3 separate regions of the Mus musculus genome follow, and regions 2 and 3 are each linked to region 1. A link is a loop called in an ENCODE intact Hi-C map of the cell type or tissue named here. Cell type or tissue: left cerebral cortex. All regions are shown on one strand. Each heading gives the region's core, and the rest is flanking DNA. Links, peaks and the distances in the headings are about the cores only. Region 1 has its middle 200 kb from the start of Gm51890. Region 2 holds the start of Gm51890 (a long non-coding RNA gene). Region 3 overlaps Tenm2 (teneurin transmembrane protein 2).

Region 1 (11,238 bases), core at 1,534-9,533:
TTGTTCCCAATTCTAAGAAAGGGCAAAGTGTCCACACTTTGGTCTTCGTTCTTCTTGAATTTCATGCGTTTGGCAAGTTGTATCTTATATCTTGGGTATCCTAAGTTTCTGGGCTATTATCCACTTATCAGTGAGTACATATTGTGCGAGTTCCTTTGTGATTGGGTTACTTCACTCAGGATGATACCCTCCAGGTCCAGATGCATTCTTTAAGACTGGGCCTCCCAACTCTGAATTTTAACCAGTACAGAAAACCACATCATTCCTCTTTGTTTCCCTCCCTCCCTCCTAACCCCCCCCCCCGACATATCCTTTCTTGCTATCTTTCAAAGCCATGCCCTTCTCCTTTCTTTTTCATTACTATTGCCATATTTCCTGGTGAGGGGTTAGAAATACAATTATTTGTGGATATAAGGGCAAATATTTAGAGCTGTGTTAGAGATAAATTTGGTTCAATAAATACTTGTATATTCTTTTCTAAGATCCACGACTTTACTAGCCATGAGTAGTTGGCAAGGTTTCTAGTATCAGGTATGGTTTCCCTCTTGCTCGGTGGGTATTAGTCTAATTAGAGAGCTGTTGGTTACCAACAAGAACACCGTAGAATAAAAAAAAAAGAAAGAAAGAAAGAAAGAAAGAAAGAAAGAAAGAAAGAAAGAAAGAAAGAAAGAAAGAAAGAAAAACTTGGAAGGGCCAAGGGGATTACCATGAGACTCTGTCAGCCACATGGCTGCCTAACTAGGAACTAAACAAGGACAATGACAATAGACATGCCATGTCTATGACATGATAAATACCCACATGGCCTAAATCTCAGGCAACTAAAGGAGGCTGAGAGTGGGAGATCTCATCTTTCCCAATTGGTTATCAAATGCCAAATGGTCAGCCCTGAAACCATGCATACAGTTAACATTTTATAGACTGAGCAGCTCATATTAGAAATGTATATGTATTTATGTAGCATAGTATTGCATATAACAATACTAATAAAAAAACAGAAAAGAGAAGACCTTGGTTTTGAAAGGGAGCAAGAAAGGATATGTAGGAACGCTTAGAGGGAAAAATAAAATTTTAATATCGAGTTCTTTATACTTGTAGAGTGGTTTGTGTCTAGCAGTCTGTGTTCCATATCATTCAAATAAGCATGGTGTTGCTACAAAATTAGCATTAGAATTAAATATGAAGAAATTGAGCAAGTATCTGGCATGATACCTGCTATAGAGTAGACATTTTGGCTTTTGGTTAGTTAGATCTTTTCCCAACCCTACAACCCTCCTCTTCTCTCTGAACTAAGCAGCCCATCTAGTCTAATCTCTATATTAAAAAATGAAATGAGAATGACAAAAACATCCCTGTTTGTATCTCTTGCGTATGATCATCTGTCTAAATTTTATCATGTCGCTCTTCTCTTGTCACTCAACAAACAACATGTCCTGCCTGAATACATTTAAGATGGTTGGCTTGTTGACAGTAACATACATACATACATACATTACATACATACACACACATATATGATATATATGAATATGACATATAATATGATATGAATAATATATATTGCATATATATTTCTTTGCCAGTTGCTGGTTGGGCCACTCGAACAACCCAGTCCATAATCCTGTTCTATTGTGCCAATGCAGTTCTGTGTGTACAGGTTCAACACTCAGTTGCTAGCATTTGAGAATAAGGACATGGGCCCAGCACTTAGATCGGTAGTTTCTTCTAAGGGAACATAAAAGGAACATTGTAGAACAGATCTCCTTTCCATATCAGGATAGGACAGGGAGCGACCCTGTTCCTCTCAGCACTGCTGTGCTACCTGGTATCCAAGTCCTTTCCACTTTGTAACTGTCTCTTGTTCATCAGCTGTTACTTTTTATCACCTGGCACTAACAGCTTCATTCTGTTGGCACAGCTTCTCTAACCAAAGTAGGCCAAGGAGTATATAAATTCTGTTCCATTTTATCATTAAATCTAGACTTTAAATCCCTAATCTGTGTTCAAAGAACCTAAGGTTTCCTAGCCTGAACTGACAAACAGGCTATTTATTTATTTATTCATTTATTTATTCATTTATTTATTCATTTTTGGTAGACTAGTAGTAATGTAGACAATGAATGAGCTTCTGGGAGCAGAGGCCATTGTTATTCTTCTAATAGACCAGTCAACATTTTAAAGAGAGGATTGAGTATAAAAGAAATTGTCACGTATCAACTGTTTTTTTTGTTAAGAGTTCAGAAGAGTTGAATATGTTGTTCATTTCTATAGTAACGACAGGACTTCGTGATTCGCATTACCTGTTGAGAAACTTTGAAGTATGATTTTATTCTCTGTAAGGAATTATTTTACATTTCCAATTTTCAGCATTTTTTTTCATTTTTCTTTTATAAAGTGATAATGCCTTTGGAGGTCAAGAAGCTTAAACTTCTCATTTAAAGCTTTAGGAAAAAGGGTCTAGGGAATGTTCTCAGGCTCAACCCAGGTCACTTAACGAGACAGCCAGGACAGGTCTATCTGAACTCAAGTACCCTGTCGTACACTGAAGCTCTGGACATGTGTATACACTATACTTATTCTTATGTAAAATTATATTAAAACTACAAAGACAACTCTATTTGCACTATCAATGTTCCATATAAAGGTTACTTGGGAAATATATATATATATATATATATATATATATATATATATATGTGTGTGTGTGTGTGTATGTATATATACATATCTTACATATATCATGAAATTACTTATATATATATATATATATATATATATATATATATATATATATGAGTATATATAATATAAAATTAGAAAACAATCTTCAGGAAAAAATAAACAAACGAAGTTATACTTGCTGACATTTTATCCTGAGTATAGTACAAATTAATTATAATATTATAGTTGATTTGATGACAAAATCTTGCAGGCAAGTATTGCTACTGTTAGTTCTAAGCATACAAATTTACATATATGTATTTCTATTTTATCATCTTCACTTTTCTTTCTTGGCCATAGGTTAGCAGTATTTTCTTGAATACCAAGTAATACAATCTTCATGCTGGCATTAAAATTCCATAGAATAAATATACTATATTTTGTCAATATGTCATATATAGTTCTATTTTTTTATGAGACATTAAAGCTAGCTTCCTCATTCATGTCTTGTTAGGGAACTCTGTACACTGTTTGGTTGAAGTCAACTCCTAATATTGGAGTTATTGAGTCTCTGCTTATGAAAAGGCATTGTTCATTGACATTGTAGTAGATATTGTGAGATTTCTCCCTACAGTACTCTTTGTATTGATTTACCTATGACTTCACTAGCATGGTTTATGTTTAACTGAACCACACAAAAGGGTATATTTGATTTTCATATCTCTGATTAATACTTCCTTTTCCTTTCTAAACTTCTTTTGATAAAGAAAGTATAGGAAAGCACTAGAATTTTTCTTATAAGTGTATAAGAAATCAATATAATAGATTTGCCAAATGTTATATGTACAAAGACTGAAAGAATTTGTTTGTCATATATATATATACATAAATATATATATTATTCATATATGTCTATTATATCTGTTTTCATATATATCTATTCTTATTATTTCTATTATTTTTATTTTAAAAGATTGAGCTTCAGGATAAAAATAAGCCAATTTATATTTGCTGACACTTTGCCTTGAGCATAGTACAAATTCACTATGATATTATAGTTGATTTAAAGAACTTGTGAATGTAAAGGAATACAATAAACATCAAAAACCATGCAAGCAAGTATTGTTATTGTGTGATATAGGCAGAAAATATAAAAGTTTGCACATGAAGTTAGGTATTTTATTTTATACATCGTCCCCATTTTCCTTGATCATAAGTTACCATTATTCTCTTGAATGCTGAGTAATACAACCTTTGTGTTGCATTCATATATATGTGTGACACACATATATGTGTATGTGTGTGTGTGTGTATATATATATATATATATATATATACATATACATATACATATACATATACATATATATATATATATATGAATGAATACACTTTCTTCCCCCACCTCTCCTTACATACACACATACACGCATCCTGGCATGCTCAGGTGCATCTCTATCCACCAGACCAAACTTTATCACTAATGCCACCATGCAGTTGGGGAGTGCACTCTGCTTCCTTCTAGATCTAAATTTTGTAACTTACTACATGAGAATGCTTTTATGAAAATACCCAGTAAAACCCTTTCACGTTTATCAGTTTTGAATCTGTATTCTTGTTTATACATCTTCTGGTGTTATCGCTGGAGATTTGAAAAACAATTCTTAAACTTCTTAACAGTAAAGAATGAAAATTACAGACCCTCACTTTAATTAAGCTGAATTATATTTCAGTATTGTCTATTCTACCTCAGACAGCAAATTCTCTTTTATTGTTTGTCATATATGCTCTGGGCATTTGTGGTATCATGAGCTTTGATTGAGTAACTCCCACCCCACTGTGATGTGGTAAATTCTAGTATGAGAAATAGAGTTAAAATATTACCTTCCTCTCAAGTATACTATCTAGTCACTTAAACCCTTGGCCTTAAATATTAGTCATACCTCATGTGTTTTTCTCATAGAAGGTAATAGGGAACAACCTCTGAATTTAAATGTTCCCTTTTGCCCTCTGATGACTCCACATGGTCACATTAATATTTTAGTTTATCTGAACCATTCTGGCAGAGCAGATATGGGGCAGGTAGCTCCCTATCTCTACTATCAAATGTCTACCCACTCACTTCAGATCCACATTCAGTCCTGGAGTCCAAAGAAGTGAACAACAACTCTAAAGCCCTTCTTTACTGACCTTCTGATAGCTGGCAAGTCACTTTTTCTGCTAAGACCCAGTCTGTACATCTCTAAAGTCACAGTAGTATTTCCATCTTCATGACAAAGTTATTACTGCCAATGGAGATGGCCACCATTGCAGAATGTTTGTCTGAGATCCTGTGGCCAGGGCTTTTGCTTGTTCTCACAACCTTCATACAGTCAGCACCCCAGGTTTATTATCTTCACAAACACCTCTCCAATATCCAATCAACAATCTTTATTTTAATTTGGTTTGCTTAAGCTTCTGCCTAAGATCAATGTACGGCAGGTGCGATTCAGGGACCTGGCTGAACCTTATTAAGGTACTAAAACCTCTCATCCCTTTCTGTCTTTAGTGTCCTGAGGTAGAAGCAGCCACCTAGGTGAGTTACCTGTTCTACATTTTGAGAAAGACAGTCAATAGCTTCTCAAAATCAAAGCAGTGAAATTTTACATCTCCCAGAGAATCACTGAACATCCTGTATAGATGATGATTTTCTAACGCCACATTCCAGGATCACATGACTGACTGCCGTTTTCTACACGACCCATTTCTTCCTACTCATCGCCGTCTCAAAAGCTCACACCTCTGATTGGTGAATCAGTGCAAGCTAGAAGCCAGCTTGGTTTTCTTTGGCGTCTACGAAACCATATTAATTAGTTTACACCCCTAGATGGTGAAGACTTGTAAATGGAAAACGATAGAAGAGAAGCCAATGTCATTCCTGCATTTTCCTCTCATTTACCTGCAATGGGTTAGCCCCTGACTAGCTCACACACTCTCTCCTGTTACTTCCACCATGTCCTCTGTGTTTTCTAGGTATCCAGCTTTATTTTTCTATTACTTGCCCAGATCCTGATGCCAAGAACTGTGGGGCTCTGTCCTCTACGGACTCACTCTTTTCCTCTTCCCTCCCATTTGTTTGTTTCATCTTCCTGACATTTCTCTTTCCCCCACATTCTAGAGCCAGATCCTTGTTTACATCTTTGCCTCTCTCCTGGCTTCTGTCTCTATAGTAACAAAAACCTAAAGGAGAAACAAGAAATGCTGGGTTCTATCAGCAGGGGGCAGGAGAGTCCTGAGAAGAACAGGGAAGGAGCGCTACAGAAAGCCAGAGATTCCATCTTAATGTGTGAATGATTGCTGATGCCTGCTAAACACCTTTCTTCCCCATCGTTTACCTTCTCTTTCCTCTTGCTTAGAGGACCACTACCTGCAGTATCCTCTGGGGTGGAGTAAGATGTTAGAGCTGATGATCATAATCTCTGGTCGTCTAGTCTTGTTTCTGGCTGTCTACTACCTTTGCTTCAGACGCTGCTCTAGGGTTGTCTACCATGCAGAAACCTGCATGCCATCACTCCAGCAAGTCTTAACTTTGTAAACTTCAATGGGACCCAGGGACATGTAGCCTTTCAAAGTCATCCAGGCCTTCGGGATCTCTTCTCTAGAGAGGTGTCCCCGTACCCACTAAAACTGCTGTTTAAATATGGAAAAGCTCCGCCCCAGAAAAAGGGTAAGATCTTCTGAAAGGTGCCTCCCACAGTAGTAATTATCCCCAGAATCCCAGATATCTGCCTCATAAATATCATCCATTTGAGATACCCGAGGATATTTGTTTTGTCAGTTCAATGACTAATTTGGGGAAGCTTTGATTTCCACCAAAGCTATGACAGATGTTCAAGAGTACAGATTTTAAAAGTTCAGAATTTTGATAGACATCAATCTTGAGCCATGACTTCCATGTCCTCCTTGAATTAATAAATGTGCAGATGTCTACATGCTTGAGTCTCTGCCTCAGTTGTGAAATATATTTACAGAGAGATGTAATTAAAGTTACAGCAAGAACAAAATGAATGAGTTTCTCAGATCAGAGACCCTTCTTCAGCCTGCCTCATTTTATCCTGTTGCCTATTGTGAGTCTTGTAAAAAAAAAAAATGCTTTGGAGTCTTCGGGGCTACTTAGAACTGAAATGACCCCCAAGAAGGTCCATTTCACAGGATCAGGCTGTGAACAGCAGGGCATTGTCTAATCTTGCTTTGCCATAGTTAGAAGATAGATAGCCATGATTGCTGGATTAAAACACCCAGGTATGTGAGCATTAAATTCAATGTTTTGTCAGAATTCCACAGAGAACCAAGAAAAGGATATTAATTTTAAGTGAATAAGTACAATTTTACTCACGGTCTGGGGAATATTATAAGATTACAGGTATAGCTAATTTTAAGAACTTTATGAGCTTTTGTAGAATGCATACTCAAGGGTAAAACCAGCAAGAAATTGCATGTATATTATTGAACAACAAATAAACCACAGTAGAGATGCCGAGTGGTGCAACTGGAATCCTGCCCTTAGAATTTTGGTGGAATGCTGTCCCTCAAGCTTTATTGGGACCCATGTTCCTAGAGCCTTTGCTTTGGGGTTTTGTATTGTCAGCGGTAGTCATAAAAGAGTTAGGGTCATTGGTGGGAGGACTTTATGAAGGGACTGAAACCCCTAGAAAGTAAAATCATTGAAATAAACTAAACACCCTTGTGTTTTATTAGCTAGTGCTTTTCATAGCTCATAATAAAGTCAGCTGAGAAGGTCACTGCTTGAACAGTGCTATGCATATTATAGTGTCTGACTTCTCAAATTGTTTATAAGCAGACAGGGTGAGGATTTTAATAAATACCTGGCCAAGAGAACTGTTCTGGTATATATGCTTATGAATCAAGCAATGAAAAGTTGAATTGGATTCCTTTCCCTCTCTCCCCCTTACCTGCCTTCACCTGGGGGCAGCAAGCTCCAACTGAATTGAAACTATGATTACTATACTCTTTCTCTTCTTTCAGTATTTCATAATTGTAGAAATCATGGGGGCATCGCAGAGCCATTTATGCATTTTCTTTCTAATTCAGCCCAAGGAATTTTTCACTGTTGTCTTTGTCAGCTTTATCCATTTTTTTTCATCAAGTTGCTTTATAGTGGAATACAGGGATCCCACAGGAAAAAAAAATGTTTATCTAAAGGACTTTTTTCCCAGCACAAACCTTGAGGTGTGAATACTAGAATCAACATCAAGTGAGTTCATGGAAGCAGTGTAACAGGAAACCATCAGCAAGGTAGAAATAATAAACACAGAAAGCACAGGGGCTTTTTGGAACAGTGTCCACAGTGTGGAAGACAAGACACAGAAGTGTTAGCACAAAAGGAAAGTGTGTAGTAATGTGTGTCTGTGTGTGTGTGCATATGTGTGCACGTATGTGTGTATGAGTATGTGTATATGTGAGCGCATTTGAGTGTGTATGCATTCAAGTGGGCTTGTGTGAATGTGTGTGTATGTGTGATGCATATGTGCATGCATATGTGCATTAATGTGTATGTGCACGTGTGCACGTGTATGTATATCTGTGTATGTGTGTGTGTGTGTGTGTGTGTGTGTGTGTGTGTGTGTGTGTGTGTGTGTGTGAGAGACAGAGAGAGAGAGAGAGAGAGAGAGAGAGAGAGAGAGACTAATATCTGCAGGAACAGCACTAAAGTTAGAGGCAAGAGTATATTGTGATGAAGCACATATATAATTCATATCTTTGTATTCATGCTATTTTGTGGAGAAATTCACTTTATGAAATAATGAAATTCAGTCCAATAAAACTGAGCTAATATACAACACTGCTGATGTACAGTTATTTTTTTTCCGCTTGATTTATGGAACAAGGTGAGCAGGATAAAGTAGTTTGGCCCAAGTTCAATTTCTAACCATTTGAACTCCATCTTTCAAGCTATAGGCTTGGGCATTGAACTGTTGCTTATGTTTGTCTTCCTTAGATACGAAGTTAATTATGACAAGCTGATTGTGGTCTTTAGCACTGATGAGTGGCCTTTCAACAGCTTGTTGGCAATTTCACTCGCTACTTATTTTTGTTGAAGGTGCAGTTTAAAAACTGAAAGACGGCTAATCAGTTTAGGTTTATTTTACACTGATTTTGTACATTTTCTTCTTGTCTTTCATATGAAAATATATTACAGGCGTTTTGTTCCTAATTGTAAAAAGAGAGGGCCGTGGAGCTTTCGTAATGGCCTCAGTTGAAATGAGGCAAGCATGCAAACAGGAGTAATTTAGCTACATTTTCTTCTGCAATGCTGATACTCATTAGAGGAAGCCTTTGTCTTTAGTAAGTAAAAGTCCACACACTGCAACTCCTCACCTACTATTCAGTGGTTGTGACTTGGTGTTCTTTTCGTAGGAAAGGGGTTTGGTGGTCACATTTGGCAGAATCGGCAACTGCTATCACAACCTAAGAGTCTTTTATTTTGTGATGATTCTGGGGTTTGAACTCAAGACCTTGAACATGCAAGAAAAAAATCTACCCATGGGTTAGATTTTCATCCCATATGTAAGAGTCTTACATCATGAAGTGGGATTTATATTTTTATTTTTTATTTTTTGCAATTTTTTAAAAAAAGTATACAAAGAAATCAAATTAAAGGCTTTGGTGTAAATCATGTCCCATGGATAGTCTGCATAGAAATATTTAACTGTTGCTTACTATAAGTGGGTTTGCTTTTTTAAATTCTTAAAATAATAATAGAAATAATTATTTGCCTCTGTAAAACTTGAGGTTTAATACAGGTTCTTATATCATATTTGGATAGAGTAGTTGGTGCTTGATAAACTGTAGGAGATGCAGGAAGGAGAGATAACCAGGAACATCAAACTCGTCATCAACTATCTCAGTGCAACGGAAGCAGTATATAAAGTATCTCCATGTGGTTTCTTCTTCACAGACTACTCAAGATGCCTGCCCCAGCTAACTGCCAATGGCTTTTGACTGTCACAGCTTGAGAATGCAGAAGCCAAAATGGCTTCATCTTTTCATAGGTTCTCTTAACTTATAGATGTTATAGCTAAGACAGCCCAGATCAGAGGCCTGAGTTAATGGGGACATTGAGAAAGGACTATCACAATTTCATGGCCAGCCTGAGTTGCAGAATGCAAAAGGTAAGCATGGAGAAACTTAGTGAGACCCTGTCTAAATCGAAAGGTAAAAAGCAGCCTGAGGATGTGGCTCAGCGACGGTGTTTGCCGAGTATATACAAAACCCTGGGTTTATTGTCCAATGCCACACAAGAGAGGCTAGATTTAGATATAACTAATGCCTTTACATTAATGTCCGGGATTGTACTATTCATTCTTCATCCAGTTGGGAAAAAACAAAAAACAAAATGGAAAACACTTAGCTAAGAAAGAAATAGATGTATGTAAAACTTTCAAAAGTGGTTTGGTTTTGTTATTTTTATTTCCTTCCAAGTACTTCTGTATATAGCAATGCTGAGACCTTTTGAATCTATAAGTCCTGGGGTAACTGGACTCTGTTTCACTTATTATAAACTTGGCTCCCAGGAACCCTTAGCTGCAGTCAGGATTAATACTTTCTTTAAGTATCCCTCATCAAATGGTAGACAGGTCCAGCAGTATAGATACATTACAACTTTTGGTGCGTTTCATGTTATAAGTGACAGGGTTTTCATATTTCTTGGTTTGTAAGCTAATCTATATGCCCTCATGAATATACATTAAACCTACATATATATCAAATTATTTTAATATGGGTGGAGGTCCATTAAAAATCATCTTCTCACAGACTGACTTTGTATTCAGGTACCCTGCTGCAATTTGAAATCTAATAGCAATTTAATTTTGCTTTTCATTCTTTCGATTCCTGAAATGTCAGCACAGACTCTATTTCATTTGAAACATATACAAGCAGAGATATCACTATGCATAGTCGTTCTCTAATTGCAGCATATCTCATTAGATTGCACACATTAATTTCACTCTATTGGAGAAAAAAAGAAAGCAGGAAGGAACCGCACGGTAGTTAACTTCATATGAATTTTTATGAGTAAATATACACATTGGTTTGAAGCTTCCGCCAAAGTGATCCTTAGAATTTCATTATCGGGGCCTAATATGACCAAATATATAATTACAGAATTGGTGAGCTTAACAACTCTGAAGAACTTAAGGTAGTGCAACTACTTATTTTAAAAAATTGAGTCTCAGTTTTTGATTCATTAGTTCTATCCACTGACAATGACAATATTTTCTATATTGTGTCTCTGTTCTTCTATAGTGTGCTTATAATCTCCTTATGGCAATATACATACATACATAATTTAACTATTACATCTATTACACGAATATATTGCAGATACTACATATATTACATATGCATCACATAGATATCACATATAAATATACACATATTTACTTAATGGGCAATTGACAAGAGCTAGTATTAAAGCATAGAAAATAGTAGTGTGGGAGAAAACAATCCTACTGCCATAGATCTTACATCTAAGGATAAAAAAGACAGAAATTTAGCAGTGAACAAACAATAAGT
Region 2 (11,238 bases), core at 1,998-9,997, 200 kb after region 1:
TTATATTGTATTTGGAAACCGAATGTTCCCAGGCAACTTTTATTCTGTTTCTAGATCTGTTTACCCATTTCTTAAAAAAACAACCTGTATTTGGATTAAATTTGATATTTTCATGATCTATAGAGAGCTAGATTTTGGGAAAAGATGATTTGCATATGAGGTGGTAAAAGGACTAAACCAAGGAATACACTCTAAGATCAAGAGCCTTGATCTAAAGACACAACATCTAGAATTGGAATGGTCATGGCAGTTATAAAGGCATCTGATAGGTAAATCTACCCCTGTCAAAGGGCAGTGAAGATGAACCAAGCTGGCCTCTTATCTTCTGGTCTTTGCAATACCATTGGTTCCCTGATACACTGCTTCTCCCACTCAGCATGTATCTATGTCTGTGTTTAGCTCACCCAGACACAGTAATATCTTCATCTCCAAACACTATCTGCTTTGTTCTCCCTCTGCTGTAAGTAAATATTACCCAAAATTAATGCCTGTATTTATTCCCTAAAGCCTCTCCATTTACTGTTTTTCCTGTTAAGGGCAGATGGCAGCTTGGCAGAATGGCAATGGTTCCTTTTGCAATGCCTGGAGTTTTCTTGATCAACAAATATCTTCTGAGAAACTAGAGGATCTGTTTCCTATCAGTCCACAAATTCTGTAACAGTATGCAGTTTGCTTGTTTGTTTTTTTAACAGATCCTCAGTCTAGACATCTATGATTGGAAGATCCTGCCCACCCACTTCATTACTTCCTGACCGTTATCTGAGTGCCTGCCACCTGGTAGATGCTCAATGAGTATAATTAATAATGATTGAAGGAGTGAATAAATGAATGAATAAGGGCTTTTCATCTGAGATATCCATATTCCATCACATAATTTTCCATTTTAACATCTGTAGAACAATCGATGTCAGCATTCACTTATTGCTGACCAGATCTTTGCGTTGGATCTGCCCTTGTGTACGTGTGTGTGTGAACACAGCCACAACTGCAGTCAAGCCATGTGAATTGTTGGCTCTGCGTGACCAATGCAAAACGTAGGTTTTTGGTTTTTGTTTTTTTGTTTTTGTTTTTGTTTTTGTTTTTTTACTTATTGGGTAATAACATAAGTGGGATGGTCACAAGGACAGTTGTAAGACACTGTTTTTCAAAATGATGCATCTCTACCTATTTAGCTCATGAATATATCAAGTATGGAAAAGTACAGACACTGATGGCTTTGATAGAAAAATAGTGACTCAGAAGTGTGGTCAGACAAACCTGAAGAGATATTAATATGAAATATGGTGTAATTCGTAGTATTTGTATATTTAGCTTATAAAAAGAGTGGTATTTTTTAATGTGAACAAGCCTATAAGACTTTATATAGGTCCTGGGAGAAACTTACTACATTTACCACTTCAAATTTTTAGTTCATTCCTGCAGCTACTGCTATGAAGAGTTCGCTTGGGAGCAAGCATTCTGAGTATTCCTACGTGTATTAGAAAGCACTTCCTTGAAGGGCTTGTAAGATGCAGCCCCTCCTTGTCTCTCAGCTGTCTACATCATGCTGTTAGTAGATTGCTCTGTCATTTAATTCCCAGCATTAAAATCTATAACCTCCCAGAGACCTGGAGCCTCTAAAAGAGAGACAAAATTAATCTTTTTCCTTTTATAAGCTAATGACATCAGGTATTTTGTTATGTTGATGGAAAGCTGAATAAGGCATCCCATTTCTGTCAATGAGTTTTCCTGTTGTTTCTTGTTTCTTTGCTTCTTCTTGTTCCTCAAAACCCCTTTGCTCTTGAGTATCAAGGAAGAACTCTTCCTTGTAAAAGAGAGGAAAGAAAACAGACAACATAGTTCTAAGTATTCTATTGATAGATTTATTGCCTCATAACAGGAAGAACAGGTGGATCATCATATCCTTGGGGAGAACTTCTTCCTCTCCATTAGCTTCTCTATCCACACATGATTGTATCTCATTAGTCAATACGTGGAGTTACCAATGGTAGCTATCAGAACTACATGTATCCTTCCTGTTCCTCAAAAAAGAGTGTGTATTTCTTCCTTTGTCTTTGTTCTTAGAATGATTGTTTTTTTCCTAAATCAATTGATGCATGTTTTTTTTGTCTTGATTTGGATGCCAAGCCCATGGATCAAGCTATTACCTATTGTTGGAATGGTTCATACCATTTGATTTAGAATGGGGAGGGGTCACAGTCAAATTTCTGAGTAGAATCATGGGGGTGTCGTAAAGAACTTGTCACTTAGGTAGAGGTCTCTGAGTTTGTGGCTTTCACGTAGGGGAAAGGGCAGAATGGATGGAGGGATGAGGACCAAGATCTCCTCCATGCTCCTTTATCCTGCCCTTAAATGTTCAGTGGACATGAACTTGTCCCCAAATCCATCACCTTCTTGCCTCTTACAGTATGTCTATTGCCACAGTCTTTTCTGTACTGTGAGCTTTGCTGACATCCTCTTGACGTTTTACATGAACTATAAGCCAAGAAGTTACTTTTGATCCTAGTTTAACACCAGTCAAAACACCTCATTCATCTGTTCAGCTGCTTCTCAAGTACTGTGCATATAAATGTATAGCTAGCATACTAGGCAGATAAACTAAAAAAACAAGGGGTTATAAGGGCAACATTTACTCCTTAAAACACTAAACAAATATTTACATGCAAATAGAAGAATGTGAGGCATGCTCTGGAAGCAGAGAGGAGAGGGGAGGGGAGGGGAGGGCAGGGGAGGGGAGAGAGAGAGAGAGAGAGAGAGAGAGAGAGAGAGAGAGAGAGAGAGAGAGAGAGAGCCCGCTGACTCAGTGGACAGGAAAATTCTCTTAGAGGGAGTGATACTGTCTAAACCCTAAATAAACCCTAAAAGTAGAAGGAGGCAGTGAGGCATGGGGTAGTGAAGCAGCTCCATAGAAGCAGTACCACTACTACCCACCCACAGCATCCTTGAGGAACTGAAAGCCTACAAACAAGACTGTGGTGCAACACAAGATAGAGTGCTTCAAGAAGAGTTTATACTGTTTGTAGATGCCAAGGGGTGGGAGGAATCCAGGACTAATGGGTATCTGCCTGTCTTTGGAAACCTGAGCTGATCCGAGTCTAGTAAAGTGGTAACAACAGAAGATTGAAGTGGATACAGAAATGACTGCAAAAATGAAAAGGTGGAGACATTCAATGTGCAGATACTTCTGAAAGTGTTTCTATGAGCAGCATTTAATCACCGCAGAAACTGTATTGTCATAGACATGGGTTCAAACTGATGTTTTTGTTTCCTTCTGTGTTTACTTTGAGATTGAAAAGCTAGAATGTTCACTTGCTCCTCCAGAACTCCATGAGAAGAGAGATCATTTCTTGTGCTGATTATCTGGGTTTTTAAGTTGTACCATGTATGCCTCAGCCATAGAGAAGCATCTGATACGTGCTAAGTTCCCATCAACCCTTTCAACCATAAATGAAGAGGATACAATGTTTGTGGGTGTGGGAGGAGATGGGAAGATCAAGTAGACAATACAAGGCTCCACATGTGTGATATATCGTCTGGAAGGATTAGCACTAAGATCCAACCTATTGGAAATATTTGATGATATTTATCGCAAGTGGGGGCATTTTTGTCTTAATGTACTTAAAGCAAGGAATAAAAGGGAAGCCGAGGCACAGGGCTTTAGCTTTGGGAAGAAGTCTCCTGAACACAGCCTTTTAAGGAGTCTTAAAATGAATGAGGCAAGATGGTCCAATGAAAGTCAAGAGGGGCATATGAAGATGTTCTCCATCCGTTCTGGGATATACAGTTAGTTACTACATTCAGTGTGTGCCATGGACCAAAATACCTCAGAGGCCAACTTAAAGAGAGAGAGGGAGGATTTATTTTGCTCACAGCTTCCGTGAACAGGCACAGTCAATGTTTCCCTTGGCCCCATGCCCTGGGGTAAGATACCTTGTTAGCAGAAGTATGTGGCTGAGGGACACCATTGGGAGTGGACAGGAAACAGTCAATCATCAGGAAGAGGCCAAGGATAATGGACCCAGGGACCTGCCCTTCTATATTTCCTCCATTTAGACAACCAGAAACCTAAGTGTTTGAACTGTCCCTCAATAGCACCAGCCCCTGAGAACTATGCAGTTCAAAGAAGGAGTGTCTTGGGGAAGCTTCCTATTCGAATAGAACAGTAATGACGAAATACTACTGATTTCTGGGCTATTTGACGTTGTGCCTCATAAGCAGGGACCTATGCCCCCTGTCATGATGGATAATTCGTGCCACTGTCAATCTGCATGCAGAAGAGGAACCCCTTGTCTGATTGATTGCTTTGCCCCAGGGTTTTGCCTTTGAAATTGTGTGGCAGTGGAGCCACGGATGGTTCTAGTGGAATAATAAAGTAATGAAGTACAGTGGCGGGATATGTGGCAGGAGAAAAGAAAGTGCACCCTTGGAAGGCTCTCAACAAAAAAGCCTTCGGAGCTGACCGCTGTGCAGGTTGGGCTCAGCCCAGTTGTATCAGACCTCAGGACTGAGAAGCGTTTGACTAGTTTCACTTCGTCACCTTGTCCGGTACAGTCCATCTTTTACTGGGTATCTCTCTAACCTCCAGATTTGTCTCCATTTCCTTCCCTCTCACCCTTGTCTCAGGCCTTGTTACATTACTTGGCTGCCACAACTGGTTCACACACCGTCTTTCTTTCCTAATGTTTCCATCCAACCTCTTTGTACTGATAGGAGATTGACTATCCCCCACTCAATCACACAGAACCCCAGGTCAAGGCTTTCACACTATATCTGGGCCATGACCCAAAGCCTTACCTTGGTCTTCAAGGCTGCTTATTCTATCAGACGTTTGATGCAGAATTATCTTCTGGTTATTCTTTGGTGAGAGTTTGTGTGGGATTTTGTCTCCCTTCATCTCCTTCTTCCACGATTTAGCCTAGGATTGCTTCCTCACCCTGCCAGTGAAAATCATGGTTGTGACATTAATCCAGATCTTGTTGGACTTTTGTTTACAGTTTACTAAAGTTTGGGTTAAGTGTTCATCCTCCTGAGAAAATCTGTTGGATGCCTGGACTGTTTCAGTTTAGGATGATTCTGCCAGAGGTGCTAACATCCAAAGCAAGAGGATTTTTTTTATTTTACATCACATTTTAATAGTAAATCATGATTGCTGCAGAACAACAATGAAAACTCAGTTGCTTAACTAAGGAAAAAGCAGTGTTTCCTTCCCTCTGACCCACGCACCCTCCGTCCCACGGAACACATACTAACCACATTCCACAGTCTGGAATAGTAATTATAGGTTTTAAAAATGTCCATGCAGGAAATTTAGAACTATCAGTGACATGGAAATAAATATATCCTTGCCACATGACCCACACTTAAATGCCCACATTTTAATGACACTTCCTATGAAGCATTGAGAGTATTCTGAGTCTCTAGTAAGAGTCTCCTTTGTGATGGTGAGGAGGGAGACCAGGGGGCAGTAGTCCCGGGATTGATTCTTCAGCCTTAGGCAGTGTGATTGAGAAGACCCAAATAGTTTGCAAAGAGAAAATACTAGCTGCTCTAACCTTGTCCAGCAGAGAGTTGCTGGGCTTATACTGAAGCCTGTGAGCACTGTCTCTCACGGCTTCCCAAGGGACACAGAATCTTTCTCTCTCTCTCTTTTTTCCAGGGGGAGCATAGTACTTGATCACTTGTATGCACACAGAGTGCCATCCTGTGGCCTAAAATGAGCTGTGTTTGTGTGTGGTTGTGGCAGCCTGTGATATTTATAAGGAGTTTTTACAAGGAACAAAAAAAATGTAATAATAGAAGTAAGATTTATCAAAACCTTCTTGAAAGTATGACCAGAGAGAGGGAGGAGAGAAGAAGAATGCAAAAGGATACCTTATAATTCCTGTCAAATCGCTTCCAATTATAATCCTCATATGGCCCATTGCTGGTTCTATTCTGGCATCTAATTCTTAGTTGCCATTTTAATTCCTCTGCTGGTTTCCATGGTTTCTTTCCCCCTCCTCTTTCAAATGTACATTAGCAATGATGTTTGCTCTTGTCTTAATTTCAAAACAGATTTTAAAACGCTAATATTTGGAATGTCAAGAGATTAGGTAACTTGACTTAAGGAAATAAGGCATTTCACACTTGGGCAAACGGCAGTGCAAAAAAAAAAAATGCTTCCCTAACAAAGGATGCAGGGTGGCTCTCTCCCAGCGCCCACAGCATGGAAAATCACAGGAAGGGAAATGTGACATATGATTTTAATTCTCTTCCTTAATTCCAGCAAGGGCACAGGGAAACAGGTGTTTACATTTGCTTTGAGGAGAAGTGTCAATTGATGCAAACTTCATGTGTGATAACTGGCACACTGTTTCTTAAAAGAAATTATATAAAATAAAAATAATACAATTCACAGGCTCATGTGTATTGTTCCAGAATGGTATGCAATAACTACTGTATGTGTTTATATCATTTACAGCAATTCAATTATTTTTCACAAACCTACCTACCTGGTAATAGATACATGGTTTTATATCTGTAAGAGGTCTCAAAATAGATATGCCAAACAATTGCTGAAAGTGGCTTTTTAGACAAAAGAATAGTTAATGACATAGGAAATAGTCTCAATGTGTTGAGAATTCATAACTTGGTTCGTATGAATGACCTGTAACAAACTGAGAGCTAGCCACACTCTCTTTCAAACCAGAATCTGAAAAAAAAAGAAAGCAAAACAAACAAACAAACAAAACCAGAGAAAACCAGGCAATAAAGATTTAAATAGCCAGTTCCTGATGTCATCACCCTTTCAGACACCCTTCCTTACACCAAAGCATGGGTCCTTAGTCGCAGATAGACCCAGAGAGTGCTACCCAGTCCCTTTATCTTGGGGAAGGGACCTTTCTTGTTTAATTCTATTCCCCATTGTTGCCAAGGTGATTGGTAGCCCTCCTCCCAGGACAAGGAGAACCCAGTGGCAGATGATATAAGGATTGAGCTCCTGTGCTGTTCCGTTCTAGAGAAGGACATTCTAGAGCAGGAGAGCAGCAAGGACAGGCTTTGCCAGTTAATAACCTGCAGCTGTCGACTCTTTTTCTTAATCAGTTCAAGACACAGAAGAAGTCACCTATTCAGTGGAGGGGGGTAGGACAGCTAGCATTTTATCTTGTTTGAGTGCCCAGGTCTCCACTCAATCATATTGTTCTCCATCTGTTCCACTCTCACCTGCAAAGCTCATAGTAAAGATAGAAGAAAGATAGAAAAATATGTGTATATATCTGTTATCATATATGTACTATAACTGAATATATCCATGATACAAATATTCTTTACAATAATCAGGCACCATTTTTGTGAAGTAATTCACCATATATATATATATATATATATATATATATATATATATATATACATATATATACATATATATAAAACAAAGATTACATATAATATAAAAATGATATAAATTTCATACACTTTACACTTTCCTTGTACATTGTAAGTTTTATGCCATTTGATTATTGTATCGTGACGATAACTATTCATCCAAAGACTTCTGTTTTTATAATAGAAGATTTTAAACTATAAGGGCCAAGTTCATTTGGTACATAATTGTGACTTATAGCTCTTTGTTTTGAAGCAAGCCTTCTTTACCATGTGTGGCTAAGCATTCTTTTTCCAGTAAATAAGGCAGATAAGCAGTGACCTGCTTGTTATCCACACATGCATGAGCACTAGAGATTCATCTGTTTGCTTGTGTATAAATGCTGGAGATCTTTGTATTGGTGTGGAACATAGAAAGACAGATGAAGTAGAAGACTCGTTTGGTTATGAACAGACAAATGCAAGAAATGCAAGATTTCACATCCTCAAGAAAACCCTCTACCTTGCATCTCCTTATCTGTCCTCTCCCATCATTCATTGTGACAAGTTTATAGAAAAATCAGTGAATACCAAGATACTTGCCCCAACTGAAATATTTCTGAATAAGGCAGAATATCCAGATGAGGCAGTTATTAAAATATCATCGATAACCATTTGATAATACATTTTAGGAGCTCTCCTCAACCTCTCACAGACACTCTCTTACCTGTTCCTCTCAAACAATAACCCAACAGAGAGATAATTGTCTATTCCCTGTTAGTAGATGGGAAAGTTCAAATAACGTGTGAGATAAATATGTGTTCAGTCTTAGGCAGAGTTTAAGGAATTGTCAAGGTCAGCATGCAAGAGATGGGACTGAAGCCTTACCTACCCACTGACTCCCTGGTTCAAGCTTATTTTTAACACACCCAGTATGTGTCACAGCCTGGTACTTCCACAGAACCCACTAATAATTTTCTGATACCCTGGTGTCATTTTACTATGGGAGAACTCATTCCCAAACGGTTAGAGAAATGATATCCACGTTGTAAAGGTGTCAAGTGAATTGTATTAAATGACGACCAAAATTCCAAGAAATCCAGAGCACATCTGTGTCAAAGGAAAATAAAAATGGAAGTGGCAATTGCATGAAGTAGAAACACCTCCTCGGCCATGTGTGATCACTTAACAAAACTAGAGGATGTTCCCTGCCCAACCCAGGGGCAGCATATTCTCCCTCGGCCTGTTATTCTCAGATTTCCTTCTAGTTACCAGGACCAAACCCTGAGATGAATCACTTCATTTCCTATCATTCTTTTCTGCCCTTTTGAGTTTAAATTTGAAAGGGGGGGGGGAGCCTGAGAAATTCTAGCATCTAGCCTTTTAATATAAAATTTAATTTGAGGGATGGTGTGGAAGAAAGGCTGTAGACCCTTTAATGGATTCTGAAGGAACCTGAAATTAAATATTGGTAATTATTTAATTTGGTTTTAAATGAACGTTCTAAATCCATCCCATCTGAGGCGCTTCCAGATGTACCAAGCATTAGTGTGACAACTGAAAAGACAAAATGCTTTAAAAATGATGAGAAACCTCATTTTCGAAACCAGATGACAGATACAAAAGTTGGCAGTGTGTCGAGAAGAAAACATGGCATGCAGAGGGAGATCTAAAAATACTGTAAACAAAAACTGAAAGACAACTTGGAATTTCACTCGAGAAATGTTGTAGATTTTAAAATAGTGACTTATTTTCCTCTTTACAATAAAATTTGGTGATTTTATTTTTTTTGCTGTGAGAGATCAAAAAAGAATTGTATTATTCTTTTTAAATCATATTTACATATATGTGTGTGCACACAAATTCACATATGCACACCACACACACACACACACACAGAGTGAGAGAGAGAGAGAGAGAGAGAGAGAGAGAGAGAGAGAGACTTTTATGAACACACACACACAGAGAAACATATACATATATACATGCTAAAATCTGATTATGAATTCTAAATGTGCTTCTCTACCATGCTATCATTTCAAGTTTCCACACCTGAGATAATTTACTTTTAATTTCCTTGATAATAGCATACTCTGGGCAAGAGATCATCTAAGAGCATTATTTGTTTGGATGTAGCAGTTTTGTCATTAAAATATAATTATATCATTTCCCACTCCTTTCCTTGCTTTCGGCCCCTCCCATGTCTGCTTCCACCAGTTACAGCTTCCTCTAAACCCAGTGCTTTTAAAACTTCACTGTGCAACAGAGTGCCCAGAGGGTTCTAGAAAACACCGGCGGGTAGCATTGTACCTGAGTTCTCCGATTCATAATATCTTGGGAGAGTCCTGACAAGAGGGCTATCCATGGATACCACCCATGCTGGAGGCACCTGAAATATAGGCTAAAAGAACTTAACCTATCTGCAGAAAGGAGGCGTAAACCATGGCTGCTGCTTCCACACATCTCCATGAATATCAGTACATACAAATAGATGCTGTGTACATAGTGTGGGGACGAGGACCACGAAGACCTCTACCCTTGACAAGTTTAACTAAGTGTATATGTGGATGAAAACTGTGAAAGAAAGGATAAATTATGTGTTTGGAAGGAAGGACTTCAGAAATCTAACATGCATCACAAAACACTTCATGTTTCTTGAGCAAACCATTAACTTGAAAAGACTGATTTTTTTTTAATTTTGTGTTGATGATAAATGCTTGATAATAAGAAAAAAAAAACACAAATCAAAAACTGTGTCAGTATTCCTTCCTCTCCAAATTGTGATGATCTGTGAATTAAGTCATTAGAGCAAGCCAGACACCATAAGGGTCTCTGTAATCAGATGTAGGTGTGGGAAGCTTGTAGTTCCTTGCCAGTCTTTCACTGGATGATGCTATCAAAACCCAGCCCCTTCTTGTGGATGCATATAATATAAAGCACACGGAAGTGTTTTCAAAATTTATCAGAGTAACCATAAATTATATAGCCCTTTCAACCATATTTTCAGGTCACATTTAGAACTGAAGCGTTGTTAGAAGTAAATGCCAGAAAGGAGCCAACAAAATGTGAAATACATAGTATGAAGTTCCTGTCCTATGAGGCTTGGATTTAAAAATTATGTATGCAAAGACTACACTCAAATAAGCCAGGGAGTAGTAGATCACAGTAGCAGCGGGCAGCACTTGTGAATGATGCCGCAGTCCTACCTTGTACCATATCACCTCTCTTCCCACCCCTTTATACTCTCTTATTCTCTCTATTCTTCTTGTCCTCCATTCCTTCCTTATATCCAAGAAGGATATCTACACACCTACCAGATCTCAGGTTCTGGCCAAGCTTTGAGGGATTCTGAAATGATTATGATAGGAGCTATTTTTATCTAGATAGATGTTGAAGTCCTGTAAGAAAATAGACATTTAATAAATAACTGCAGGAGTCCTTTGAGCTAGGGTATTCATGCTATGAAAACATTGACAGAGGGACTACACTTGTTGAAGGATCAAGGCTGATATTTTTGGCAACGTGATACTTAACTTGTGTGGCTTTAGAGGAGTAGAGAATTTCCCATATCCCCTGTCGCGTCCGCTCTCGACCAGCAAGAACAACACGACCACCAGTCCTTCTAACAACAATTTATTCAGCAAACTTCAGTCTTCATCTCTCTTGCTTCATCTTTTTCCTCATCTAACTCCCCTAACACCTGGGCCTCTCTTATATACTCTCAATTCCCATCCACTCACAGCAGGCCAAGTCACCTCACCAGGCACGCAGCTTCAGCTAATCAGGGCAGCAAGGGCATGACTCCCGCCAAAATGGATTCGCCAGTATCCTGGTGCACCTGTGCAGCTCTCATGATGGCCGTGGCTTATTTTCAGGTGTGTGAGGAAGTCAGGTGCA
Region 3 (11,238 bases), core at 1,353-9,352, 490 kb after region 1:
GAGTCCAGAGCTATGCCCACCTAGTTCTGGGCTGGGTAATGAGACAGGATATGGGTGCACAGAGCTTTGCATGCACCACAGTCTAAAGTGGGGGATAATGAACCTTTAAGCAACGTGGCAGGGCCGTGAACATCATAGGTGATGAAGAAAAGCTTGGGGGCAGGGGGTTGGATTAGGCTTTCAGGATCAGCATGCCTTCTGCACAGCTGAACGGTGCCTGGCTAATTTCCCTTTCTAATGAGACTAACACAAAATCCGTCCATTTAGACTATTCAGCTTTTCGCAAACGGACCAAGCTGTTGGGGTAGAGGGGAAAGAGGGGCTGACATTGATGGATGGAGTTAAATACCAGACTCTCCCTCTTCACACAGACTTTTCTAAAGCAGTATTGTGATAGAAAGGCCCTCGGAGCTCCAGGTGGGCAGGGCAGCCTGGACCGAGCCCAGTGTCTCCCTGAAACTAGGAAACACAGTGCAAATGGCGATCTCCTGTCAGAGTGTCAGGGTTCTCTTCAGACCTGACATCGGGGTGGCATGTGGAGAGGAGGTCCCCATACAAGGCTCAATTCTCATGGGAAGCAGCTCCAAGGGGTCATTCAATGGGACACATGGTTTCCCTTGGAATAATTTAACTCTTTGTGCAGCAATACCACAAGGCTGTATCCGTTGCTCATTTCTACACATGGTACCGTGCTCCAATTTTTTTATGAATAATGAATAGTCATTTATCTCAATTCTGAGATACAAATGGCATTGTTCTGGGCGTATTTGAAACATGGCTAACTCACAATAAGAAAGGTTGCCAGTTCTGGATATAAAAGCTGAATATACAAATATTAGAGATGATAACCAAGCCCAGTGGATCAGGAAGATCTGAAAGATGGCGGAAAGCACACTTTTTTAAAAAGGGGAATAATAATTATTTTCTTCAGTTTTCTGACGGTTACTTGACCAGCTGCTCAAGTTCTGTGGCCTTACGATGAGGTTTGAATCATTTAAATGAGTCCTTTAAACAAGTATGGAGGGTGGCAGTGTCCCAGGTACTACTATGGGGATGACAATAGCATCGATGGGTGCATGCAGAGGTGTGATGGATGCTTAGACCTGGAGAAAGAGATCTTAAATACGGACAGCTCTTAGAGACTTGAGATGTGTATTATATGGACTGGGTACACTTTGTGTTTCATTTGCATGTTATAAGAAATGGGCGGTAGTAAATTGGAGTCATTTTCAAAGTGTTTGAACTTCTAAATAAAGGGGCTGGGATTCAGATCCAAGCAATCTGGCTCTAGAGTCTTTATTCCTGACTACCACTGATATTCACAAAAACATGAATTGGGCTAAAAGGGTGGCAGGATTTAATAGAAGTTGTTTGCTTTCTAAAGAACCTCTATCTTGTTCTCCTCCTCCTCCTCCTCCTCCTCCTCCTCCTCCTCCTCCTCCTCCTCCTCCTCCTCCTCTTTCTCTTCCAACCTGTTCCAACTGCCTATAGAAGACAGATGCTGGGGGGGTGGGGGGGGTGTATGTGGCAAAGCAAAACAAGTTCTGACAAATGACTTTTTTTTTTTAATATTCAGGATCAAAACCCTACATCTCTGGGGAGTAGTGGTACCAACTGAAACACATATTGCCCCCTTTCCTGAGAATATAGCCATGGATATACACAAGCACAGATAGGCATATGCAAACATGTGCTCACAGTTACATGCATACATATACACACAGGTATATGTGCAAGCCCACATGCATATAAACGTGCATACATGTGCACAGACTATATATATAATTAGTTAGTTAATTACGTTCAGTGGCACACACACACACTGCATCCATAGCTCTTTGTATTTTTGCCTAATTCTGTGCTGGCTACAATAACCAACAATTCTCAAGAAGATCCCAACAGTTTGGCCTTAAAAATAGTTTCAGCAAATGCATTTTGAAAAGCCATCTGAGAAATACAGACCAGCTGCACCTTTCGGTTTAAAAATTGAAACACTGGTCTCTGAAGTATTTCTCCACTTTCTTCCTGTCCACTTGCAGCCATCCTTTACATACTTACATCCCATTATATTTTCCCTGATTGAAAGTCTGTTGAGCATCCCGATGCCCGTCAAATGGTGGACAAGCACCTTTCATGTAAGCTATTGTCTTCTCTTTTTTAATCTTTCTGTTCCAGCAACGTGTGGAGTCATTTTCTGTTTCATATTCAAAAACTCTGACTTCCGTCCACAGGGTGATTGCTGGTGTAGAAAAAGCCAGCTCATGCAACCTGCAAAAACCAGACCGGGAAAGAATAATCCAGTCGGTTGGCATGCTTTTTCCCCTGACCCCCAAGAGCAAAGTCTTCCATTCTGCTCCTAGAAAGCAGAAATGCCTCCTGAACACATGTGGTCTCTGTAACTCTTTGAATCAGCAAACATAGCCAGTGCCAGTCTGACTGTCGATCTTAGCAAGGGAATTTCAGACGTGCTGGAGTGCACCAGACACACGGTATTGTCTGAAGTGGAGTTTGGGCTAGCCTATTAAATTCCTTAAGGAGCAAAAGCAACCTCAAGGACATGCCTGCAAAAGGAAGACAGGGGAACAGGAAACCTTGATCCTCTCCTCCCAGTCTTCAGCAGTAGTTCTGAAAGCCGATGTTTGGGGAACCCCTAATGGCTAAATGCACAGGAGCAGAAGCAAAAGAAAATGCTGCGATTCCGTTTGCTGTGAAAATGTTGAATGGTTTCCTTTTCTCCGTGTCTGCAACTTGGAATTCTTTGGCCTCTCTCATCTGTTTCCAGCTTGGTTGAGTTACGACCAATCAAATATGAGGAAAATTAGATTTTAATGGAATATCTGATTTTCATTGCTTAATTGATTTAATTGCAAGTTTCTGTTTCAGACTGGTAGAAATGCAAAGACTTTCAGTCAAATGTAGAAAAGCTCTCATTTTTCTGTATTTGACAATGACAAACTTGGTAAGATATCTTTAGCCTAGATTCTGGGACATTGGAGGAAGGTTGACCGGCACCTTTCTGAATTGTTATTCATACCCTGTATTTGTCTCTCTTTTATATAAATGCATAAAGAAATATGCATAAGTATACATATTCTATGTCAGAATCTTGTGTTTGTATTTGTTTATTCTGGTTGTATTGACTTAATTCTCGTGTGTTTTTGTTTGTCAAGGAGGACAAAATATGTGTGCTTGTAGAAACCTATACCTTGTTTACCAGAACAGCAAAGACCACAGACTGTTTTTTGTTTTGTTTTGTTTTGTTTTGTCTTGTTTCTACTGGGAAAGGGAAAAACAGCCAGAAAGGTCAATGTCTAGCTTGTGGTCAAGGTCAGTGGGCTCTGTAGTTGTCTAAGCTTTTCAGAGCCTTAAGTGGGAGCTAGTATATGCCAGTAGCAAGTCACACTGGATGCCTAGGACACTGCAATAAGAAGACTTCCTGATACAACACGAAAGGCTCAACACAGGTGTGGACAGCAGGAGTCTGTCTGTCTCCATGTCTCTCTGTCTTTCTGTCTGTCTGTCTCTTTCTCTGTGTTCCTGTGTCACTCTTTCTCTCTGTCTCCATCTCTCTGTCTATCACACACACACACACACACACACACACACACACACACACACACACACACCAGTCTGTACTGGTCATCATCCCGTCTTTAGACAGCCATATCAGCAGCCATCTTTGACCTTCTACATTGACTTTCTACAGTAGTGAACCAGGCAGGCATCTTTGTGAGATAGTGAAATCCCCTGACCTCGTTACAGTGCTAGCTAAGGACTAGACCTAAAAACATATTTTCTTTTCTTGTTTGTTTATTTGGTCATTTTGTTTCATAAATGAGGAACTTGCTATATTTCCTAGGAGGGCCTTGAGCTCTTAAACTAAAATAATACTCCCTTTTTAGCGCCTTGATTTCCTACGTGCTTAGGCATGTATCACCACCCCTTCCTCCAGCTCTTTATTTTGACCTGCATGTTAATGACCTGCATGTTAATGACCTGCATGTTAATGACCTGCATGTTAATGACCTGCATGTTAACTTTGTTGTTGTTTTATACCTTTACCCGTTCTGGGAAAGTTATCGTCTCTACATACATTATTACGTGTACAAGTGTGTCCATATGTGGGTACCTGTGTTTCTGCACACACTTGTGTATATGTGCATGTGTGTTTAGGTGTATGTACAAACCACTGAAAAATGCAATGCTAATTGTAGACAACCTGTACTTGTTAGCTACCTTATTTATTTCTTTGTTGGTCTCTTTATTTGAGACACAATCTTCAATGCAAAAAAAAAAAAAAAATCCTAGCCTATTTTTTTCCCTTTTCTCCTCCTCATTCCTAATTTCTGAGGAGACACCCCCCTCTGCAGTTGTGAGGATACAGAAAGCCTGGGGGCAGGAGCTCTAGAACCGTGGCATTCCATAGAGGTCTAACTCTGCTTAAGGTAATGGTGGATCCTCAAAAAGGTTGTTTTTCTTCAGATATTTATTTTTAATCATCTGTAAAATGGGAGTCTTAGTGGGCTCTAACTCTCACGATCATGTGAGTGTTCAATGATATAGTAGACTTCAAGTTCTTAAGTAGCTATCTAACATACATGAATTCCTTAATAAATGCAATGGATACCACGGGGCTCTGAAACTATGGCATAGGCTAGCCTGAGTACCTTGCAGACTTTAGTTCCTTTATCCCAGTTATACTAAACAGAGAGTGAGTCAGCTCATTGGAGAACATTATGCAATCTCTAGTGGCATTTTTGGTCGTCACGACTTGGGGTAGCTACTGGCATCTAGTGGATAGAGGGTGAGGCTGCTCAAATGAATGCACCACACAATGCACAGGATGGTCACCCACAGGATGGCAATAGAGTTGGTGTTGAAAAGTCCCTACTTAATCTAAGATTTATGTACATTGTGCTTATTTTCTAGGACAATCTGAAGCCTAAAGAAACCATAGTATTTCACCCTGCAGATGTAGTGTTGACCGCCACTCTGCCAAGCATTTGTGGCAAAAGAACTCAGTTTCTTCTTCCGTTAACAACATACAAGATTCTCCAAAGTCTCAAGGCAGAGCACTTTGTTTTCAAATCTATGTGAAGTAAAATATTTCCCATTCGTCAATGACTGACATCACATCTTTATGGTCTGTGCAAGCAGGACAGTGATGATTGTATTCTGGCATGTTAGAACAGATGTTGTCCAAAATATAGTGGTAGCCAGTGCTAGAAGACCAAACCTCTGCCAACTCTTACCCTTTGCATTGGTGGAGTCCTGGGGGAAGTGGACAGCTAGCATTGGCTGGCTGATAGGAGTCTCTCCCAAACCTTAAGGCCAAAATTATGGCATTATCGTCCAGTAATCACGTAAGTTTATTTAAATATTATAACCATTGGTTTGCTCGGCCCTTATAATTTCACAGGTACTTGTTGTTTCAGAGGAAGCCAAGAGATAAGTGTGAGATTAAAGAAAATATTACATATCAAGTAAATATAATCAAGTAATAGAAATAAATATCAAGGTAGTCAGGAGGAGGTTGGTCTTCATAATACCAAATAAAGATGTGATGTCAGTCATTCACGAATGGGAAATATTTTACTTCACATAGATTTGAAAACAAAGTGTTGATCAGCATAACCTAAGGCCTGGTACAGAGCAGATGTTCACATCATAGCATAGCTCACATTCATCTGCAGAACTGCGTGCAGTTTCAGCGGCAGAGATGCTAGGACCCTCAGACACGCATGCACATACACACACACACCGCTTCCCTGTTTTAGACCTCCTACTTTATATCTAAGTAGAAAATATTAGCAGTAATTGGTTGGTTCCACTTCTCAACCTCTCAGCCTTTCCATTAACTATGGTCCATCTCAACATCACAGCAACTCTTTCCCGCTGTATCCCCTTGCCATGTGTGTAGAGAGTTAGCTGAATGTATTCAGAAAGCCAAGTGACTCCAAATGCCTCCCCTTCATTACGACCTATGGTCAAACCCAGATGTCACAAAACAATTTGTGATCTGCAGCGGTCACTGTGGTCTGGGCAAAGTGGCCACAACCATTAGTAGAGATCAGTTCCCAAACCATTTCTTTGTGAATGTTTATTACAGGACTCCATTTCTGTCTTTTTAAACACCGCTAAATTAATGGTAACATGGTTTGCAGTCCTCACAACTGTCATTTTAATTGTGACATTCGCTGGATTAAAAGTGCTCTTGCTTTTGGCTTACCATATGTATTTTTTACCCCTGTTATACTGACTCTTTGCTAGATGTAGCACAATACTTATTTTCAAGTCACAATGGGCGTGAAGGGTGGGGATGAAAAAGAATGGAATTTTTTTATGTAGCATGATATGTTGAAGATAAAGAAGCATTGTTTTCCAAAAGTACAAAATTGGACATTAAAAAAAAATGTGTTTGCAGAAACCAGTTATGTTTGGTGGGTAGGTGTTTTGTGCTTCAAATTAATATTTGTCCTTTAAAATAGCAGATGTTTAGCTGTGTATGTGGGCAGTGGATTTGAGTGGGCACGGCATAGATGTTCCAAGGGAAGGGCTGAGAGACAAGTGTGGCTCTTACAGCCAAGGCAATCCCCACCTCCTCCTCCTCCTCCCCCCTCTGCTCTGCGTTGCTGCTTTCTTGGCATTCCATATACGCTCTGTGGAACCTCACTTTTGAAAAGCATGAAGCGACATTTCCCACAGCACTAAAAGCTACGTGCTCAGAGTGAGGTCTTTTGACCAGCAACACCCTTGTCCAGGGCCTGGTTCGAAAGTAAGAAGTCCAGGTTTCATGCAGCCCACTCAGCCGGGAGGAGAACCTGCACTCTAATAAGACCCTGGTGATTTCTAGTCCCATTAAAGCTGAGATGCGATGGCCTAAGAGATTCCAAATATGAACTTTCCAGTGTCAGTTATTTACGTCTATATTATACTTTTTGTTTCGCATATATTACGTGAGGACATGTATCACCCTCTCCATGTATCATGAGAGAAGGTGGGTTTTTGTGTATTTGCCTGGACCTGTTTAGCATGTAGGTAATAAGTCCTGACCACAGAGGTAAGCAATCAATTCTTTACTTTCATACTCAGATTATAACCTCAAAGATGGGGACTAAAGCAAACATGGAAGCGTTTGTGCGCTTCTACTTTTCTAGCTGAGTGTTCTTGAATAAATTATTTACATCCCGTCCACCTCAGTTTCTTTACATGTAAGTTGCAATACATAATTACTCTCACATGGGTTTGTTAAGAGGATCAAATGAGATCCAACATTGAAAGCTGTCAGCATAGTGCTAATTGGTTTAGGGTGAGTTCTTGATAAATATTGGCTACTATTATATTAAATATCATTTAAGATAGTTGATTCTAGGCATAGTATACCCTAAAGGAGTATAGTCTAGCCCCACCTACCCTCACTCCATTTTTTTTTAATTAGGTCCATGTTCCTCAATTGGGGTAGATTTTCTTTCCTGAGGCATGGCATTGTGTAGACAAGCTACATTGTCATTCATCGGAATGAGGTACAGTGGGAAAGGGACTAGACTTGACATCTAATGGACAGAGAACCATTATGTTGTTAAATGTCCCAGGATGTATGAGATACCCCTGCATATAGCAACCAAGTATGATCTTGCCCAAAACGTCAATACCACTAAAAGCTGACAGGTTCTCTATTACTCATAGAGGACTTAAGCAGAGTAATCGTGTTTTCTTCAGGATTTAGACACCAGTGTACGGTCATTCCCTCAAATATTAATGTTGAGCCCCCTTGTCAGAATCCATCAACTGTGAGGCAAATCATTTCTCGGGCACCGAGTCACACAGTGGAGAACCTGATGCAGCCTGATTAACCTATTAAAGGTCATAAAACAATAACAATTACATTGCACATTTCATTCTTTAATATCAAAGAGAGCTAGGCTCTTTGAAATGTAAAACATCAGAAGTGGAAAGAATAGCGCCTTCAATTCCCCCAGGGGCCCAAGGTCATTGTACAAATAACAGACTGCTTCCCCTGTTAATTTCACTCCATCTGAGGATATGGAGGAAGTCACAAAAGACGGACAGAAGAAAATCTGGAGAGCGATGAACTTCTAATACCTGGGAACTGGGGTTAAACTGTGTAGCCTCAGTCCGTAGTTCAATACAGATGCTAGAAATGCAAAACAAATGTCCTTGCAGAGGTAGAGGGATACAGCATGAACTAGCCTAGCTTTCTTTTTTTCCCCCTCCTTTAACAAATCAGAAATGCTGCAGGAACTTCCAAGGACACATTCATTTCCCAGGTACTATTGCAAAACCAAGGGCGAGGAGGCGAGTGTTAGGTTCTATTCCTACTGTGAACAGAGTAGGCACACACCAATTTACACCTCATTGTTAAGAGAAACTTTATTCCACAAGTGAGACTACATTTACATCTTTAGTAATTAAGCTAAAAGTTTTTTTGGTTTTTTTTTTTGTTTGTTTGTTTTTGTTTGTTAAATGACATTTCCCCACCACAAATCCGGAAGTAAGTATTGTATGTTAAGTGGGATCAAACGCTAAAATGTACGCATTAGAACCATTGCCCACATCTGAGTGCTAGCACCATGTTTTAGCTTCATCGTTTGGCTAGGCTGTTCCCAGTGGTATCTGGGTTTTACAAGAGGCCACAATGACTAAGTGAAGCAGCTGAGATGCTGGGAAGGGGGCAGAGACATGTTGTTGGACAAGGCTGGCTCTTGTCACTCTCTGAAACAGTGAGCCATGATAGTGAGTTAGCAAGAACTCCCAGTAATTCTGAGGGCTCCATCCATCAGCCTATGTGCCAGGCTGCAGCGACGTCCAGCCATACATCTCCCACAATCTTTGCTCCTTGGCAATTTTCATTTTTAGGTAAATTGAACATTGAGAGCTGTATATTAAGAGCTCTAAGAAACTAGCATCCTTTATTCCACACACAGAAGACTCTAATTGACCTAAAAGGCATTTTCCCTCCTAGCAATTGGCATGGTTGCTATAAACAATACAAATATTGCCCTGGATAATATATAATTGCTGTGTGTCAGAAAGAAATTAGACACATAACTTCTAAAGACATTTGCACCAAGATTGAGGCTGTGGGGTAAACTTAAGCCATCCAGGGGTCTGATCTGTCCTGCCCTAAGAGAAATTCTTGAGTGCACACCTATGTTGAATGTTGAAGACTGCCCAGTCAGGCTGAACTTTGTGTATGCTAGATGGCTCTCTCCCATGAAAAGCATACAAAGTAAAGTGTTCAAGTAGAAGCCTGCATTTGGTGCTTCACTAGGTAAATGGTCAGACAAATCCATCAGGAGCCCACATTTTTAAAAAATGAAGAACCTTGTGATTTTCACATATGTTGAGCATAAATGTCAAAGAACTGTGGCCTTGCCATAAGGCTGTAAGTAGGGCTTGGTATATAATGTTGGCCCTGAACAACATGAGAAGGAAATGCCTTGGACACATTTCTTTTATATTATTAGGGGCATTGCTTGGAGGTGGGGTACAAACACCACACAAGCTTTCTGTTCTGAAAAAGATTCAGCTTACTCTTTGGAAACACCTTTAGTTTCACATCCCTTAGGTTAACCCCCAGCCTTTCCCACAAGGCTGCTCTAATGCCAGACTCCTGTTTTGCTTTGTTTTTTAATGGGGTTCTTCTTACTACCTGCTCCACCTACTAATAACTACACCCTAAAGAATCATCTTGACCTTCTGTCTTCTTGTCTTCAAGGTTACTTCCGTATCTCTGTAAGTCACACTAGCTGGCTACCCTTCAAGAATCTATATACTCTCTACCCTATCGTTTAATTAATCCCCCCCCCCCAATGTGTACCTCTGGGCATCTTAACCTTAAAGAGCTTACATTGGGATTTGCCAAATACCTGGCAAATCTTCCATGCATACTTGACAAGGTTCTAGGCATGAGTGTCCAACAGGAAACTTAGAGTTTGCACTGTGATAACAGTCCGACGTAGACTAAAATTAGTTTACTATACAATGGCTTAGACATATCAAGTATATGGGAGGGAATATACGGAGCTGTGACATGGGGGAGGCACCACGAAGTTTTTAACTGGCTGATTCGTTTAGTCTCACTGTGAAAATGACATTGTGAGGAGCACATTAGGAGTCTGCAAGGGTGACCCACATTCAGGGAAGTCCCTAGAGACTTGTGGAGTCGAGTAGAAGAGAGAAAAGGAGAGATGAGGAGGCACGAGAGCTGGTATTACAAGGGGTTATCAGAACATGTCTTTGAAATATTCAAAAGACTCAGGACAGAAGGAATTGCTGGCTATCTCCAGCAGAGGAGTGAGAGGATCTGGTTCTCATTAGAAAAAGATACACTGCTGCTAGATTGCAACTAATCACTAGGGGGCTTACATCAGTTATCACCCCTAGATAACAAACTGCAGGGTTGGGAAAAGCATTGAGGCATGGTTCTGAGTCTCAGATGTTGATGTTTTCCCTAGATATATCTTTTTCTGGTTTTTGCCTTTACTTACAGTTCTATCCTGCTGGTGGGTCACATGAGGAATGAATTCCATGAAGCGGCTGGTACTGTCTTTCTGTCTTCTAGGAGGCAAGGAAAAGTTTTTCTTTCACGGCAGCTGTCCCATTTCAACAGTGCAAGCCCCAGTGTAGGAGAGTTTACAGTACCTTTGCATGCCTTAGTCCCCATTCTCCAAAAGTTCTTTTTTCCAGACCAGTCATGCAGCTAGTGTAAGAAAGAACCATACAAGCATACAGATATGAAAGGGTCGGATACATCTGAGTCATAGCAAATCAGCCACGAGGAGCCAAAAGTTGACAATGGAAGACATTTGGAAAGCTTTGGAGTAATCCAGAAAAGAAAGGAGGCCGAGCTGCTCCGGAGTGGTGACAAGGAAAGTGTTAAGAAGTATGCAAATTCCATTTTTTCCCTGCAGCCTGACCTTATTTTTATTCTCCCAAGTCTTGAGGGAGGACAGGGCTATTGTACTTCCAGAGAGGGGTGGCGTTCTTATCATGTATGAGATGAGATTATGGCAAAGTAAATGTGGTCAGGGCTAGGTTTCTTTTATTGCCAGTAATTATTCCATGAGTTTTCTGACCATTGTCAACTTAGTAATTCACTTAGTGCTGTGACTGTACATAGCACCCGGCAATGCCATCATCGGCTAATATTTACTGAGCACCTTCAAAGCTCATGCTATGGTCCTCACAGCAGAGACAGGCAAGCCGTGGTAATTC

What was found. A loop is a pair of places that touch in the nucleus more often than their neighbours do. Peaks named below come from ENCODE experiments on the same cell type or tissue, not always from the same donor. Only the 100,000 strongest peaks of a DNase experiment are listed, where the experiment ranks them.
Region 2: it touches region 1 in a loop (2.8-fold over the local background); 11 of 42 quality-filtered maps call a loop at or near these places.
Region 3: a loop joins it to region 1, with 4 times the contacts of the local background. A loop is called at or near these places in 3 of 42 quality-filtered maps.

The regions. Positions count from the first base shown.
Region 1 is chr11:37,181,007-37,192,244 of GRCm38, reverse strand. It overlaps a transcript of Tenm2 not described here. Among named protein-coding and RNA genes, the nearest start is that of Gm51890, 200 kb to the right of the region's middle. In left cerebral cortex, for the core only: a CTCF peak has its summit at 5,924 (motif pointing right); DNase peaks (open chromatin) are centred at 5,460 and 5,916.
Region 2 is chr11:36,983,812-36,995,049 of GRCm38, reverse strand. Gm51890 (a long non-coding RNA gene) reads right to left here and starts at 5,927. Exons shown (of 3, transcript XR_003949665.1): 1 at 5,872-5,927; 2 at 4,795-4,934. It also overlaps a transcript of Tenm2 not described here. In left cerebral cortex, for the core only: a CTCF peak has its summit at 5,715 (motif pointing left); DNase peaks (open chromatin) are centred at 5,676 and 8,968.
Region 3 is chr11:36,686,375-36,697,612 of GRCm38, reverse strand. The region is part of intron 2 of Tenm2 (teneurin transmembrane protein 2); the gene reads left to right. It overlaps Gm51889 (a long non-coding RNA gene), which reads right to left and starts at 79. Exons shown (of 3, transcript XR_003949663.1): 1 at 1-79. In left cerebral cortex, for the core only: CTCF peaks have their summits at 2,648 and 4,797 (motif pointing left); DNase peaks (open chromatin) are centred at 2,557, 4,764 and 6,576; H3K4me3 peaks cover 501 bases; H3K27ac peaks cover 1,714 bases.